Regions from separate parts of the Homo sapiens genome. Here region 2 is linked to region 1. A link is an interaction called in ENCODE POLR2A ChIA-PET data of the cell type or tissue named here. Cell type or tissue: OCI-LY7. All regions are shown on one strand. Links, peaks and the distances in the headings refer to the core of each region. The heading gives the core; the rest is flanking DNA.

Region 1 (8,340 bases), core at 67-8,066:
TCCTTATAAAGAGGGGAAATTTGGACACCAAATTTGCATGTGCAGAGGAAAGACCATGTGAAGACACAGGGAGAAGACATCTACACGTCAAAGAAAGAGGTTTCGGAAAAAACCAGCTCTGCTCACACCTTGATCTTGGCCTTCCAGCCTCCAGAACTGTGAGGAAATCAATGTTTGTGGTTGAAGCCACCCAGTCTGTAGGACTTTGGTATGGCAGCCCAAGTTGACTAAGACAGTCACGCAGATAGGTAGATGACATCTGTTGAAGAAGGTGTAAGTTCAGAGCTCAGAGTAATTGCTGCGACAATGTCATGGAGGAGAAATAAATGTCAGCTAGAGGATTCAGCACCAACCTCGCTGTGGAGATGGCAGTTGAACAGGGCCTTGAAGAACTATAGAGGTATCCTCCAGGATGAGAAAAATAACAAGTGCATCTGCAGGGAGTGGAGGAGGACAGCCCAGGATGCACGGTCTCTGCAAAGTGAAGTGGGGCATTGCTGGGGCTCCAGGGGGTGTGAGCCCACTGTCAGCCCCAAGCCTGCTTCTCTAGTTGAATGCCCTGGGGAGGGGGCATAGGAACCTGCTGGCTGTGGCAGCCAGTGCAAAGAGGAGCCCACCAGCTGGGTGTGGGAGCTGGAAACTGTCCCATGCAGGGAGGCTTTTAATCTCCCTCAGCAGCTTCGGGAGCCTTGGCCTCCAGGGAGAGGTGCCTTCTGCTCTCACTGGGAGGCTCCCATCTGCTCACCACCCTGTGAAAATCCACAGCCAGGACCTGGGTGACGCCTCTGCTTTTTGACCTTTCCCATGTAGAGAGCTTAGTTTATTTGTTTTCTACTCTAATTATAAGATATTTCTAAACGGCTCATCCACTAAAACCTCTGTTTGTTAGTCTAGCAGGTAGCGAAGCTCCCCTGTTTAAAATAAAATATACTTCTCTTGCCTTTCCCACACTGTGAGGGTTAATTCTATGTGTCAGCTTCACTGGGACACAGTGCCCAGATATTTGCTCATTTTTCTAGATGTTTCTATGAAAGTATGCTTTTTGGGATGAGATTAAGATTTAAGTCTGTGGACTTTGAATAAAGCAGGTTACCCTTCACGATGTGAGTGTGCCTCATCCACATTCTATTGAATGGGAGGGAAGGAGGGAAGGAGAGAGGGAGAGAGAGGGAGAGAGAGAGGGAGAGAGAGGGAGAGAGAGGGGGAGAGTGAGGGAGAGAGAGGGAGAGAGAGAGAGAGAGAGGGAGAGGGAGAGAGAGGGGGAGAGTGAGGGAGAGAGAGGGAGAGAGAGGGAGAGAGAGGGAGAGAGAGAGAGAGAGAGAGGGAGAGAGAAGGAGAGAGAGGGAGAGTGAGGGAGAGAGAGGGAGAGAGAGAGGGAGAGGGAGAGAGAGAGAGGGAGAGGGAGAGAGAGAGAGGGAGAGGGAGAGAGAGAGAGGGAGAGAGAGGGAGAGTGAGGGAGAGAGAGGGAGAGAGAGACAGAGGGAGAGGGAGAGAGAGAGAGAGGGAGAGAGGGAAAGGTGGGGAGAGGGAGAGAGGGAAAGGTGGGGAGAGGGAGAGAGGGAAAGGCGGGGAGAGAGAGAGATTGATTGAGAGAACTGACAAGGGCTGTGAAAGATGTTTAGCATGAAAAATTACTAAAAAAAAAAAAAAAATCAGAAGGGAGAGTTTTGTTTTTACATTTTCCTAATTAATTACCAAGACATAAACCACACCTGATCCATCAAATAGAAAATGACTAAAGAGGATGAAATGTGCCTTTCAAGTGATACAAATCTATGCATAGTCAGTATGAACAATAGCTAATACAGATGGGCAGGGAGACCAGGTAGGTACGATGGTGTAGTTGAAGTGGCATTGTCAGCCAGGTGCAGTGGCTCATGCCTGCAATCCCAGCACTTTGGGAGGCTGAGGCAGGTGGATTGCTGTTCCAGATGAGGCTAGGCAACATAGCCAAACCCTGTCTCTACAAAAAGTACAAAAATTAGCCAGGTGTATTGGTACATGCCTGTAGTCCCAGCTACTTGAGAGGCTGAGGTGGGATGACTATTTGAGCCCAGGAGGCAGAGAATACAGTGAGTCGAAATCGCACCACTGCACTCCAGCCTGGGCAACAGAGCGAGGCCCTGTCTGAGAGAGAAAGAGAGAGAAGAGAGAGAGAGAAAAGAAAGAAGAGAGAGAGAGTTGTCATGTTATATCGCAGAGCATTTTTTAAAAATAGGTATTTTCTATACTGTTGCAAAATGTGTATTTTTTTTTTAACTCTGAAAGAGAAGAAATAGAGCTGTGGCTTATGTTTCAGGATTTCTGCAACTGATTCCAAGTACAATCAGGTCGACAATAGTAGAATCTGTTTTTCAACTAGGAAGTTGTGGGGAGGAAGACGAAGTTCCTGTATTCCTTTCTTTCCTCTCCCGTGAGGCTATGTTCGTACTGGATTACATAAAGGAAGCTGCAGGCTGGTCAGCCTCCATCTCAGAGCTGTGACCTTGCTGGATCTTGCTGCTTTGTGGAGCAGTGCTTAATATTTAGGGCCTTAAATTGAAATCAGGCACCCGAACAGATATTTGTACACCCTTTTTTTTTTTTTGAGAAGGAGTCTTTCCCTGTCGACCAGGCTCCAGTGCAGTGGTACAGACTTGGCTCACTGCAACCTCCACCTCCTGGGCTTAAGCAATTCTCCTGCCTCAGCCTCCCAGGCAGCTGGGATTACAGGCATGTACCACCATGCCCAGCTAAGTTTTGTATTTTTAGTAGACAGAGGGTTTTTGTCATTTTGGCCAGGCTGGTTTCAAACTCCTGACTTCAAGTGATCCGCCCTCCTCGGCCTCCCATAGTGCTGGGATTGCAGGCATGAGCCACCGTGCCCGCACCCGGCCTGTACACCCATCTTCATAGCAGCATTATTCACAATAGCCGAACAGTGTAAACAACCCAATCCGCAGATGAATGGCAAAACAAAATATGATGTAGAATAGACATACAATGGAATAGTATTCAACCTTAAAAAGGAAGGAAATCCTTATAAGTGCTAAAACTAAGTGAACCTAAGTGAAATAAACCAGACACCAAAGGACAACTATTGTATGATTGTACTTATATGAGGCACCTAGAATAGTCAAGTTTATGGAGACAGAAAGTAGAAAGGTAGTTACCAGGGACTGGAAGAGGCGGGAATTTAGAGTTGTTTAATGAGTACAGAGTTTTAGTCTGGGATGATTAAAAACTTCTGCAGATGAATGGTTGTGATATTTGCAAAACAATGTGAAGGTATGTAATGCCACTGACCTGTACGCTTAAAAAAGGTTAAGATGGGGCCGGGCATGGTGGCTCACGCCTGTAATCCCAGCACTTTGGGAGGCTGAGGCAGGCGGATCACAAGGTCAGGAGATAGAGACCATCCTGGCCAACATGGTGAAATGCAGTCTCTACTTAAAAAAATACAAAAAAAATTAGCCGGACGTGGCGGCGGGCACCTGCAGTTCCAACTACTCGGGAGGCTGAGGCAGGAGAATGGCATGAACCCGGGGGGACGGAGCTTGCAGTGAGCCGAGATCATGCCACTGCACTCCAGCATGGGCGACAGAGCAAGATTCTGTCTCAAAAAAAAAAAAAAAAAAAAAAAAAGGTTAAGATGGTAAATCTATGTGATAAGACAAAAACTTCAGCTGAATTAAATTTAAAGAAGTTTAATTGAGCAATGAACTATTCACAAATCAGGCAGCCACGTGGTGGAAGATTCATGGACAGAATAAGGAAAGGGAGGTTCGGAAACAGCTGGATTGGTTACAGGTCTGCATTTGCCTTATTCGAACACCGTTCGAACGGTTGGCTACATTTCATTGGCCAAAACTTGGTGATTGGCACAACTGTAGGCTATGGTCTGTTTACACCTCCACTTGTTATAGTTTACAATGTACAGCAAAACCTTTAGGCTGAACTTAAAATACGTAAGGAGGCAGCTTTAGGCTAAACTTGATTTAACATATGTGTCTTTTACCATAATTCTAAAAGAGAAGATTTAGGGCTTCAGGGTTAGCCCAATCTGCGTTCAAATTTATGTCTACCACTGACTAATGATACTGCTTTGACCTTGACCAAATTTGTTAGGCTAAGAGCCAACTTCCCCATCTCTGAAATGGAGATGATAGTATCACCTGCTTTACAATGTTATTGTAAGGGTAAATAGCACAACATATGTAAAACTCTGAGCCCAACACTCAGCAGATGGAAATGTTGAAAGAATGTTGTTTATATTATTAGCTGTTATCTTCTGGGAGAAGAGAACTGAAACCTCTAAGAGGAACTAACAGTTTGCAATGCTCTGCTTTCTTTGGCTGAAGTTTTCATGACCCTCTGCATAAATAAACGAGTTTAAAAAAAAAAATCTTCTCAGTTGTGCAGATGTTCCTTTCCAAATATCCAAGTTACTCCAGGAAGCAGGAGAAAACAACTCCAAATCAGAGAAGACTGGACACATGAGTAGAACAGGAATAAAGTAAACATATCTTAAAATGCAAATAAACATTATCTGCAATAATGCAAAATGAACTTGCAACCATCTCGATTAAATGGGGGAAGAAATCCTGTAGAGTCTAACAACCAGGAGGTGGTACACGGCGATTAGCTGTCCAGCACCCTTTAACTTAGGCTGGGTTTAATGCTACTAACAGTCTATTTAGTTAGTATGCCCTCCACTGTTTGAGTTTAGAAAATGTGACAATATTCATAAGTTCCGCCAAGGTTGGTTCTTCTGTCCTACTTTTCCCATAAAACCTGTTACCCCACCATGGAATTTCCTACTACTTTTTAGGCTAAAGTTTCCGGAAAATAACATTTAAGTTTTATGGAGGGAATTTTGTTGTATCATTGGTTACTTTCTAAGTGATTGTTTCTTCCCAGTACATTTAATTTAACTGTCACCAGTTACACTCGAGTAACAGAGAACTCTGTTTTCTATCTGCAGTCTTCCCTTTGACTGTATCAAACAATGCAGATCTTCAGCTCTGCCACTACGCCAATATCTCCCAGCTCAATCCTTGGTCTTCAACAAACAGGATTTCCACTTACCTGCTCTAACACCTGAGGATAGATGAATATTTTCCTGCTTACCCAACACACTTTGACCCAAACTTAATCTACCAGTGTCTTTGCTAACCAGCTCACCTATGCTGCCTGGACCTCCTGTTTCCAGGTGGGAAACCAGGACTGCCATATAGAACCCATGGCCTGATGGCAGCACCTGGCTCAGCTTGCCAAGCTCTATGCTTAGGGAGGTGACTTTATCCAGTTTTCACAAAAGTTCTGCCCAGGTTGTAAATGGTCTAGTGGACGATCACAGATACCGCTATCTGTAGAACCTCTCTTTGCCATCTGGGTCACATCCAGTCGGTTGCCAAGTCCTGAAAATTATACCTCCTTATTAATTCCCACATTTGTATTCTCTGAAAAGCCCTGCTCAAGCCCTCAGTATTTCATGCCCTACACACAAAGTTCTAAATCATAGAGTATCAAAATATTCTATGGAGCTTTATAAAGTGCACACTCCCCAGCCCCATTTCTGGAGACTGTAAATCCACAGATCTGGGATGGGGACCGGGCATAGTTATTTTTAAAAAGCTCTACAGACAATTTTGATGTATGACTCTCTCTGGTTGAAACTACAATATTCAGCCTCTGGTCCCTCAACCCCCTCCCTCCCAACCATAGTTGACCATTTAAACACTGCTGTCCAGTGCATCTTCACTGTGAAGATGGTACTGCACTCTTGATCTTTGGGACAAAATTTAGAATCAGAACAATAACCAGAGCATATACTCTTTCCTCTTAAAGATCGCAAGTGATGAGGTTAATGACGCAGTTGGAGAAAATTCTGGTCTGACTAACACTTTCATTAGAAACTTGGTTGCTCTGCTTGGCTGGCTAGGTGTTTGTTTCTCAAGTTTCTCTCCATCCTGGCCATTGCTATCCTCTATCACTAAGACCATTGCAATAACCTTCTAACCGGTTTCCCAACCTTCTGTTTTACTTCCTACTCTGCACTGTCACAAGTGAATCCATTCTCTGCACTGCCCACAAGTGAAATCATTCTGGACGTAAATTTTAGCAAAACATTAATTATGTTTAAAATTCTACAGCGATTTCCCAGTACCTTGTGAGAAATTCCATACTCCTACCAAGGCCTTCCCAGAGCTGGCCCATGACTAATTCTCTTGCCTTATGGCTGGCCTTTATCCCTTATGTCCACTAGGCTCAAGGACCCAATAAAGTTCTTGTAGGTCCACAAATGCTTTGTGCTTCTCATCCCTGCACCTTTCTTAATTTTTTTTTAAAATAGGGATGGGATCTCACCATGTTGACCAGGCTGGGCTTGAACTCCCGGACTCAAACGATCCCACCTTGGCCTCCCAGACTGCTAGGATTACAGGTGTGAGGCCATCACACCTGGCCATCCCTGACCTTTCAACGCACTGTTCCTCTATCTAAGATATTCTCTCCAACATATCCCCTTTCCCTTTCATCTGACCTATTTACCACTCATCTTCCAGCTTTCAACCTTCAACACTTCCTCACAAGTCCTTCCCTGGCCTTTTTTTAGGATCAGCCCCTTTACAGTGTGCTGGGATGGCATCCATAGTTCTCTTATCATCTCATCATCTTAATGGCTCCTTTAGTGTCTGTTTCCCCCATTAGACTGCAAACTCCCTGAGGGTAGGACCATGTGTAAGTTTATCACTGCTGTATCCCCATGTCTGAAGTGGGCACATGGCTTGTGCTAGATACATGTTTACTGGAATAATAAATGTTGAGATCAGCAGAAAAATAAAATATGTTGGTAAGCATTTTTATGTGAAACAATTAAATAAAGTATATATACATCTATTGATCCAATACTCTGTGCTAGACATTTTTCTAGGGCCTTGGAAAACAAAAGAACAAGATGGGTTCTCTGACCTCCTGGAGCTGACAATTTAATGCAGGAAATCAATGACTATAATCCAAGTCCACCGTAGCTTCAGTAAAGGTTATAAAAAGTGCCTAGAGTTTTATATATCAACTCTGGAAAAAAGCAGTGCTATAAATATCTAAAACAATGATTCTTGAAGGTGGGCTCAAACTATCCCATAGCCTTCCATATGTATTCTTTAGGGGCTGCCTGGGTTCCTCTCCCAGCTCCACTATTTTTTATCTGTGCAACTTGGAGCAAGTTACTTAACTTCTCTGTACTTCAGATTCATAATTTCTATTAGTACAAGGATTAAGAAATTAATGTATTAAAGTGTTTAGCACAGTGCTTGTCACATACTAAGGGCTCAAAATGTGAGTTTTCATCATTATTATCAAGACTTAATACAGGTGGGTGCCAGTGGTTCACGCCTGTAATCCCAGCACTTTGGGAGGCCAAGGCAGGCGGATCACTTGAGGTCAGGAGTTCAAGACCAGCCTGGCCAACATGGTGAAACCCCGTCTCTACTAAAAATACAAAAATTAGCCAAGCATGGTGGCATGCACCTGTAATCCCAGCTACTAGGGAGGCTGAAACAGGAGAATCACTTGAACCCAGGAGGCAGAGGCTGCAGTGAGAGAGATCACACCACTACACTCCAGCCTGGGCAACAGAGCATGACTTCGTCTCCAAAAAAAAAAAAAAGACTTCATAGTTACAGGAAGTTTCTAAGAATAAAATTTGATGTTTGTTGGTCAGGCACAGTGGCTCATGCCTATAATCCTAGCACTTTGGGAGGCAGAGGGGGGCGGATCACGAGGTCAGGAATTTGAGACCAGCCTGGCCAACATGGTGAAACCCCGTCTCTACTAAAAAATAAAAAAAATAGCTGGGTGTGGTAGCGGGTGCCTGTAATCCCAGCTACTTGGGAGGCTGAGGCAGGAGAATTACTTGAATCCAGGAGATGGAGGTTGCAGTGAGCCAAGATCATGCCACTTCGCTCTAGCCTGGGTGACAGAGCAAGAATCCGTCTCTAAAAACAACAACAAAAAAATTGATGTTGTACTGAAAAATTAGCATATTCTAGAGTTTATTAAGGACTGTAATTCAATATTCTACTCAGATGACTGTGCTAGGCAATGCTTGCTAATGTATCAAAGTTCCTATTGCCCATGCACCTGCTCACATGTGGGTTGGAATTCCTGAAGTTTTCATGAAGCACTTCTTGTCATTAATGTTGCCCTGAGATAGTTATATTTTTTATTGTGGCTCTCTTTGTTCTTTTAGCTATCAATTCCCATTAGTTTAGCTTCATTGTTACCTATTTAGTTTATTATTGGTGATCTGGCTGACTCAGAAATTATTAAATAGATGCATCAACAATATTTTCTCGGATT
Region 2 (8,340 bases), core at 136-8,135, 130 kb after region 1:
CTATTCCCTAGTGATAGTCCATTTTCACATCTCATTCATAATTGAAGTGAGTGAGAGTAATTTTTTGCCCATTATAGGAGGTGGTTACATCAGTTCTCCAGTGGCATACCAAAGCTCTCATATTGTTGCAACTTAACAACTGTAACCTAGTATCATAAGATCTATGTTACCCTGTAAAGTGCAAATTCTAGAAGGGAGGAAAGGGGAGGGATGTGCTAAACTCTAGTCCAGAAAAGTGAATTTGAGAAATATTGCTGCCTTCTGATCTGAAACAGTGTCCTCAAAGCCTCTGCACTCACCTAATCAAACTTGATTATAACACAACTTGATTATAATATTACTCTTGCGTTTCCACATCCTTAAATGTCTTGTGTGTGTGTCTCCTCTGGAGGAGAGAAAGCATTTAAAGGCAAAGCTCTTGGTCCGATAGTCTCCTTTGATGGTATAGACTATAATGAAAAAGTGAGCCTGGTTTTTAAAATATCTTTGGCATGAAATCTGACATGAATTATTATTTTCATTTGTACAGGTGGTTCCAGGAAAGAAATCACTGAACACTGGGAATGGCTTGAGCAAAATCTCTTGCAGACACTCTCCATCTTTGAAAATGAGAATGATATCACCACATTTGTGAGAGGAAAAATACAGGTAGTGGGATAAAAGAAAAACATTTTAATTGGAAATAATTTCAAATTTACAGAAATGTTGTAAAAATAAGAATTGAGTAAAACATACCTGTATACCCTTTGCCCAAATTCACCTGTTAACATTTTACTGCATTTGCTTTCTCATATGTGTGTTTGCCTCCTCTCCTGAATACTTCAGTGTGTATTTTCTAAGAATAGGGCTATTCCTTTTTTTTCTTTTATTGATAACATGATATTTTACATATTTCTGGGGTACATGTGAGTGTTTTTTACATCACAGAATGTGGAATGATCAAGTCAAGGTATGTGGGGTAGTCATCATATGGAGTATTTATTATTTCTATGTGTTGGTAACATTTCAAGTCCTCTCTTCTAGCTACTTTGAAATAGACAATATATTGTTGTTAACTATAGTCACCTAGTCACTATGGAACATTAGAACTTATTTCTTCTAACTGTAAGTTTGTACCATTCACCAGCCTCTCTTTGTTCCCTGTCCCACCTTCACAACTTTCTGAACCTCTGGAATCTATCATTCTACTCTGTCTCCATGTGACCAAGTTTTTAAGCTCCCACATGTGAATGAGAACATGCGGGATATTCTATTAAATAACAACACTACATTTATCACCTGCAATATTTAACATTATATGTAAATTTAACATTAATACCAGAATATTTGACACATATTCTAATTAATTTCATTAACTGGCCGACTTAATGCCCTTTATAGCCTTCCCCACCCCCACTCCAGTACAGGTAATTATCTAGGAAGACATTGCATTTAGTTTTCATGTCTTTAGTCTCCTTCAGCGTGGAACATTTCCATAGCCTTTCCTTGTCTTCTATGACATTGAGGTTTTTAAAGTATACAATTCTGGTTTTTTACTAGAATGATTTCATTTTGCATTTCGTCAGATATTATGAATCGATTCAGTTGTTGCATTCCTGGATGGAATACTGCATAGGTGATCCTGTGTCCTTCTCAAGATATTATTTCTTGAGGCACATGACACTCATTTGCCCCTCATTGGCATTATGAGCCCAAGGTGTTATATCCAATTTCTCCATTGTAGAGTTACTAATTTTGCCTTTGCAAATAATAAACAGTTTTCTGTAAGAAAACATTTTCAGGCCACACAAATGTATCACTCCTTGTCAAAATTTCTGTCTTGATTTAGGATTGATCCATTGATGATTTTTCATCTGAACCAGTCTTTACTGTGACAGTTTACAAGATGGTGATTTTATAAAATAATGCTTGTCCAATTCCAGGCCTCTCCCACATTTACCATTTGGCAACTATTATTCTACTATAAGCAAGAGTCTTCCCTCCATTTATTTATTATTTATCGATTATTAACATGGAATCATGGATTCTGTATTTTCCAGTTGTTTGTGTTTCATTACTGGACTTAATTATTTTGGTGCTCACACTATCCCAGATTTAGAGGGAGCCCCTACAAATTGCCTCCTTTGTCCTTGTCATAGTCTCCTTTATTTATTTATTTATTGAGACAGAGTTTCACTCTTGTTGCCCAGGCTAGAGTGCAGTGGTGTGATCTCTGCTCACTGCAAACTCTGCCTCCTGGGTTCAAGCAATTCTCCTGCCTCAGGAGGTCAAGACTGCAATGAGCCATGATTGCACCACTGCACTCCAGCCTGGGCAACAGAGTGACACTCTGTCTCAAAAAAGAAAAAAAGGGCTGTAGGAAGAAGCTAAAGCTTAGAAGTGACAATAGCCAGGAGAAATAAGTAAAACAAACAAAGACCAATTATGTCAAACAGCCATTTTCCTTTTTGTTTGTATTACACCAAAAATGTCAGATTTAATTCCCCTGAAACCAATTATGAGGAGGGATTTGCTATTAATGCAGTTATGTGTGAAAGAATGTCATTCATGTGCAGATGAATGGTTTAAGCATTCACATATTGTCCAATAATCAAGGGAACCAACAAAGTTATTTGTTTTGAGACCTAATTAACTTTTATAAATCATAAATGTAATAGTTAACTACAGATGCAACCATAATCCAAACACCTTATGTAGCATTTTGTGTATTTCTTACCAGACCTCCCTTTTCTTAACTTTTTTTTTTTTTTTAATTAGGGACAGAGACTCACTACATTGCCCAGACTGGTCTTGAACTCCTAGGCTCAAGCAATCCACCCACCTCAGCTTCCCAAAGTGCTGGAAGTACAGGCCTAAGACACCATGCCCGGCCTCCCCACTTCTAATATGCATATTGTCATAATAGAAGTCTCATGTACATATAATTTTGTTCTCGTCTTTTTTTCTTGACCAGTATCTACAATATTGTTATATAATTTTTAGTTATTATTCCATAATTGACTTTACCATTTCTGTCTTTCTAGAAGTCACCTTAGCTTCTAGACTAGTGGATGGCAGGTACAAATAAAAATCCAGTTAATACTTTTGTTCAAACAGTGTAACTTTACCCACAGGCTGTGTTTTTCCCCCTTTGGGATAGATTACAAAATTTGGATGAATGGGTTAAGTAGTTTAAGTATTTTTAATAGACCTTAGTAGATATTGTCAGTTAGAATCTCTGTGTGATTACAGCATTGCTTGCTTTCAGCATTTTGGTTGTTGAAATTATTTTTCAAATATAATAGGTAGAAGTTAAAGCCTTAATGTTTTAGTTTTGTCTTTGGTTATTATGGGGTTGAATATTTTTTCATGTTTGCTAAGTTAAATTTCTCCTTTTTGTAAATTACCTGTTAATATTCTTTTGCATATTTAAATTTATATTGAACATCTGATATAATAGGATTTTCCAAAGTCATGAGAAGCTGTTGCCTAGAACTGGAATGACCTATTTTATATTATGCGAAACCTGTAGAAAAACCTGTAGAACCTGGGAAGGAGCTATTCTATCCCTGTATTCCATAATCTAGTCTACCTGGCTAAAAAATTATAGCCAACTAAGAAAGGGTTCTACATTCTGGATTATTTCCTTTTTTAGTGTTGAGAAAGTTGGTATTTTAGCCTTATGGAGACTATTAGCCTTACTGTTGAAATGAGCTGGCAAAGCCTTGTCTCTTGATACTAGTATATTAGACCCTAGAGTGTTTCTGAGTGATGGTTCTTGACTGTATTTACTCTCATATATAAAAGCATTTTCTCTTTAAAATTTCAATGAGCAGGCCAGGTGCGGTGGCTCACACCTGTAATCCCAGCACTTTGGGAGGCTGAGGCAGGCAGATCACCTGAGGTCAGGAGTTCGAGACCAGCCTGACCAACATGCAGAAATCAAAAATACAAAAAAATTAGCCAGGCGTGGTGGTGCATGCCTGTAATCCCAGCTACTCGGGAAGCTGAGGCAGGAGAATCACTTGAACCCAGGAGATGGAGGTTGCAGTGAGCTAAGATCGAGCTATTGCACTCCAGCCTGGGCAACAAGAGCAAAACTCCATCTCGAAAATAAATAAATAAATAAATTCAGTGAGCACTCTAGAAATGTGGTATTTAATAGATCTTTAGATAGCATACTTCTGCTTATGGTTTGTTATATGTCACTCATTCTCACATTCTCCTCATTTTGACTTTAGGTAAGAGCGCTACTACAGTGACCCAGGAGAATAGCATGTTAGCCCACTTGAGGGTCTCCAGGCTTCTCTAAGTTGTTAGCCTTTGGTGATTCCCTGGAGGCCCAGCTGCTGCTTTCTGTTAGCAGGTTCTCATTCAGTTATTTTTATTTACTCATTCATTTATTTAATCTTTCATTCATAGATATTTTTTGATCCTTCTCTAAAGGCACTGACAACTTTGAAATGTCACATAGGCCACAGGTGTATTTGCCAACTGCGAAAGGCATTTTTCATCCCTTTTCCCTTCTGAATTGACTTCTCCTTCCCACCCACGGGTCCCATGCCCTCATGCTGCCTTCAGTTGTCTGAAGTTCTTAAAGTAACACTACCAACGCCTGCTTGTCCCTAGAATAGCCTGGGTCCAAAATTGAGCTCCCTCCTGGCCTTCATCGAGCTTAATGTCTTTGTTCTCTTGGTAGAGTGATATCAGTGGTAAATAGAGGAAAATATCCTTATGTTAGATATTTTTCCAGGGAAGCACATTGCTACTTCTATTGCTATCCATAATGCCCTCCAGTATGACAGAGGAACAGAAGTTAGCAACTTGGTACCTAATTTCTCAGGCATTGCTAACTCCAAAACAATTGTAGATTTAGAAATCTGCAACTCTGGATTATACAATAAAGACTAAGATATGGCCCCTTAAGATATCTTTTAATTTGGAAAAACAACAACATGGATTCATTTAGTAATATTGAACATCTTTTAGGTGCTAGATATTGGTGATTAAAATGTTCGAGACATTCTTTTTATCTTTGGAATTCATATTTAGTGGTAGAAGGACATATAAACATGCTATTTTCTGCCAGCATGTAAATTAAGACAACATAGACGTGAGAATGCTTAGAACCCATTTGGAATTGGGCTGGTTTCACAGGGAAGGTGGTATTTATGCTGGACCTGGAAAGGTTGACTTGGGAAGATTGAGAGCAGATTTTATGGGTTAAGATTCAGTGCAGATTTCTTTTCTCTTTCACTGAGAGCCTGTGGAAGATTATAAGGTGGGAATACTGTAGTCAGATCTCTGTTTCAGAAAGTGGCCATGTGAAGTAAATTGGAGTGTGGAGAGTGTTGTCAGGATGCCATTTGAGAAGCTATTATATAGTAATTCCTGGACTGTGTAGAGGGACTTTGGGATGCTTTTGTTAGAAGAATAGGATAAAGACTTGTCTTGGGGCTGTGCTTGCATCGTAAGCCCACCATTTGCTGTTATGATTATTGTCTACATGCTTACTTTTAACTAGAATAGGACAGTGACAGAGATTATAGAAGACTGAAGCCCTTTCTCCTGCCATCCACTCAGCAGCATCACAACTACCGGCAACAGGGTGAAAGGTCTGCAGTGGAAATAAGACTCAGGAAATGATTTCAATACATAATGCAGAGAGAATCAACATTACTTCATGTGGGGGGAAAAGAATGATAGTTGAGAAAAGGCTCACAAGAGACTTTGAGACTTGGTAGGATTCACGAAACAGAACAGTCTGATTCCAGATTTCAGGCATGTAGAATGGGAGGGCCATAGGCAAAAAGGTGGGAAAGTGCAGAAATGACATGTTCAGGCCCCAAGGGTGCCTCAGGCTGGCTGGAGCACAGTTACTAACGGGACATTTGGGTAGGATGTAGTCCAGTGAGAAAAAGTTGCGGCATTGGTTGGATCCAAAAATGTACATGGGTCTAGGCTACTCTGGGCACACTGCCTGTGGGTTACCCTGCTTCACAAGGAGCAGCCAGTCTGCAATAAAAATAAAAATTAAAACATTAAAACAAACAAAGTGTACATGATCTAGATTTTTGGACTTTATACTGGTGGTGGTTAGAAACCACTAAGTATTTTGGTAAGAATTTTGTGGTCAAATCCATTTTAGGAAGACAAATTTTTAGGGAGCATCAAGGATGCACTAGAAGCTTTAAGAGCCCAAAAAGCAGGAATTCTAGGTATGAGGAGGCAGTTGCAATTTTCTATCCTTGGGCTACAGAGAGCTCAGTCATGTCAATGAGAATCTGAGAAGTTGGCCAAGGCTACACAGATACAGTGATGCGGTGGGAGCACGAATCTAAGACTTGCATGCTCTAAAGGTCATGCATTTTCAGTTCTACCTTGAGATCAGAGAAAATGAAGATGAGGCGGGAGGGATTTGAGGATTACAAAGTCAAAGGTGGAATTCAAGGGAGCATTTTCCATCGAGATATATGTAGAAGCCAATTTTCAGGGAATTACAGAGGAACTGGGTAACAGTGAAATGGCTTCTCAAGTTATTATAATGATTGAATGGTAGATTAACCTGGTCACTTGCTATGCAGATGTTTCATTTCCTGTCTAACTGTCCAAAAATCCTGCATCTAATATAATTTTTGCTCTCATATCTACCCCTTTTCTGCTCAGATGATTACTCGTTTTTCCCTGTAGGCTCCCCAGTGTTATTCATGGCCCTGAGACAGTGAGTGTGGAGCTGAGTGTCAGTTGGTGACATGTGTTTGGTCTTTCTTTCCTCACTGGCTCATTCATGATGAATTTTTATTAATCTTGGAGAAAGGCAGAAGTTGACTTTTGAGACAATTCTACCATAATAAGCTTAGTAAAAACACTAGGACTAGCAAAATCTTTGTATCTCTTCATTTGTAAAGTAAAACTATAGGCTTCATTCCTAGTAAACTTAACAAAATAAAATTAGCACCAATAAAAATATAATAAAATCTATATTATGTGAAAATATTTTAGTACACAAATACTACTCAATAATTGGCTTAGAATTTGGGGGTTGCCATTGAAGGGCATTCCTCAATTTTTTTTTTTAATTCTAGCCTTAGAAATTTTTTCTTCTGGAATATGTACATCTCTAGTCATATTAATACCAGTTGTGTGCTTTGTGTTTTATTCCTTATTAGGGCATCATTGCAGAATACAACAAAATCAATGATGTAAAGGAAGATGATGACACGGAGAAGTTTAAAGAAGCCATTGTGAAATTTCATAGGCTGTTTGGGATGCCAGAGGAAGAGAAACTCGTCAACTATTACTCTTGCAGCTATTGGAAGGGGAAGGTCCCCCGTCAGGGTTGGATGTACCTCAGCATTAACCACCTTTGCTTTTATTCTTTTCTTATGGGAAGGGAAGGTAAGTCATCTAAAATTTCAGCAGGAAACTTTGGAAAGTCTACTGAGGTTTGCCCTGAACTCATAAACCACATCAAAATATCAGAAATAAATCTATAGTTATAACTAAGTCAATACTAATTTTTTTTTACTACTGAAGTGAATTTAATTATTTTTCAGTTCAAAATGGTCACTAAGTAATAAAGATTCACTAAAGGTGTAATTAATTCAGTAGACATGGATTAAATCTATAATTCTGACCTCAGAATTCACATGGCCCAGATTTACCTCTTAAAATGAACAAGCAAAACAAATATGGTATTATAAACTCAAAGGAGTTCAGTGGGATGGGGGAGTGGGGTTGTGAGACTGCAATATCTTGAAAGCGTTTTCAGGAATCAGATGTTGACCCAGGCTTGTTCCTTGTGCTCAGCGAAACTGGTCATCCGGTGGGTAGACATCACTCAGCTTGAGAAGAATGCCACCCTGCTTCTGCCTGATGTGATCAAAGTGAGCACACGGTCCAGTGAGCATTTCTTCTCTGTATTCCTCAACATCAACGAGACCTTCAAGTTAATGGAGCAGCTTGCCAACATAGCCATGAGGCAACTCTTAGACAATGAGGGATTTGAACAAGATCGATCCCTGCCCAAACTCAAAAGGAAATCTCCTAAAAAAGTGTCTGCTCTAAAACGGTGGGTGATAGAGACCTTGTATCTTCCAGACTTTAGAAATGAGAAACTCACTCATTCATTTATTCAGTGTAACCTTCTCTGACGATCTTCAAGGGTTCTGAACACTCTTCTGTGTATAGATACAAAACTAAAAAAGACTAGCTGAGGTGCTACCAGTTCAGAAAGTGAGACAGACATGACCTGCTCCAACACAAGGCAGCAGGCACTCTTCTGGTCCTGTGAACACAGTGCTGTGGGTGCACACATGGGGAGTGATAGCCTCAGCCCAGATGGGGAAGAGTGGGTAAGAA

Evidence for each region. Peaks named below come from ENCODE experiments on the same cell type or tissue, not always from the same donor. Only the 100,000 strongest peaks of a DNase experiment are listed, where the experiment ranks them.
Region 2: POLR2A ChIA-PET joins it to region 1 with 10 read pairs; 3 of 35 experiments call an interaction of 5 or more read pairs at or near these places.

The regions. Positions count from the first base shown.
Region 1 is chr4:140,803,956-140,812,295 of GRCh38, reverse strand. No RefSeq gene overlaps it. Among named protein-coding and RNA genes, the nearest start is that of TBC1D9, 52 kb to the right of the region's middle. In OCI-LY7, for the core only: a CTCF peak has its summit at 4,657; DNase peaks (open chromatin) are centred at 3,835, 4,225, 4,595 and 4,976; H3K4me3 peaks cover 2,666 bases; H3K27ac peaks cover 5,395 bases.
Region 2 is chr4:140,678,652-140,686,991 of GRCh38, reverse strand. It overlaps TBC1D9 (TBC1 domain family member 9), which reads left to right. Exons shown (of 21, transcript NM_015130.3): 3 at 530-648; 4 at 7,149-7,377; 5 at 7,789-8,050. Among named protein-coding and RNA genes, the nearest start is that of TBC1D9-AS1, 29 kb to the left of the region's middle. In OCI-LY7, for the core only: no CTCF peak of the experiment used is centred there; no DNase peak of the experiment used is centred there.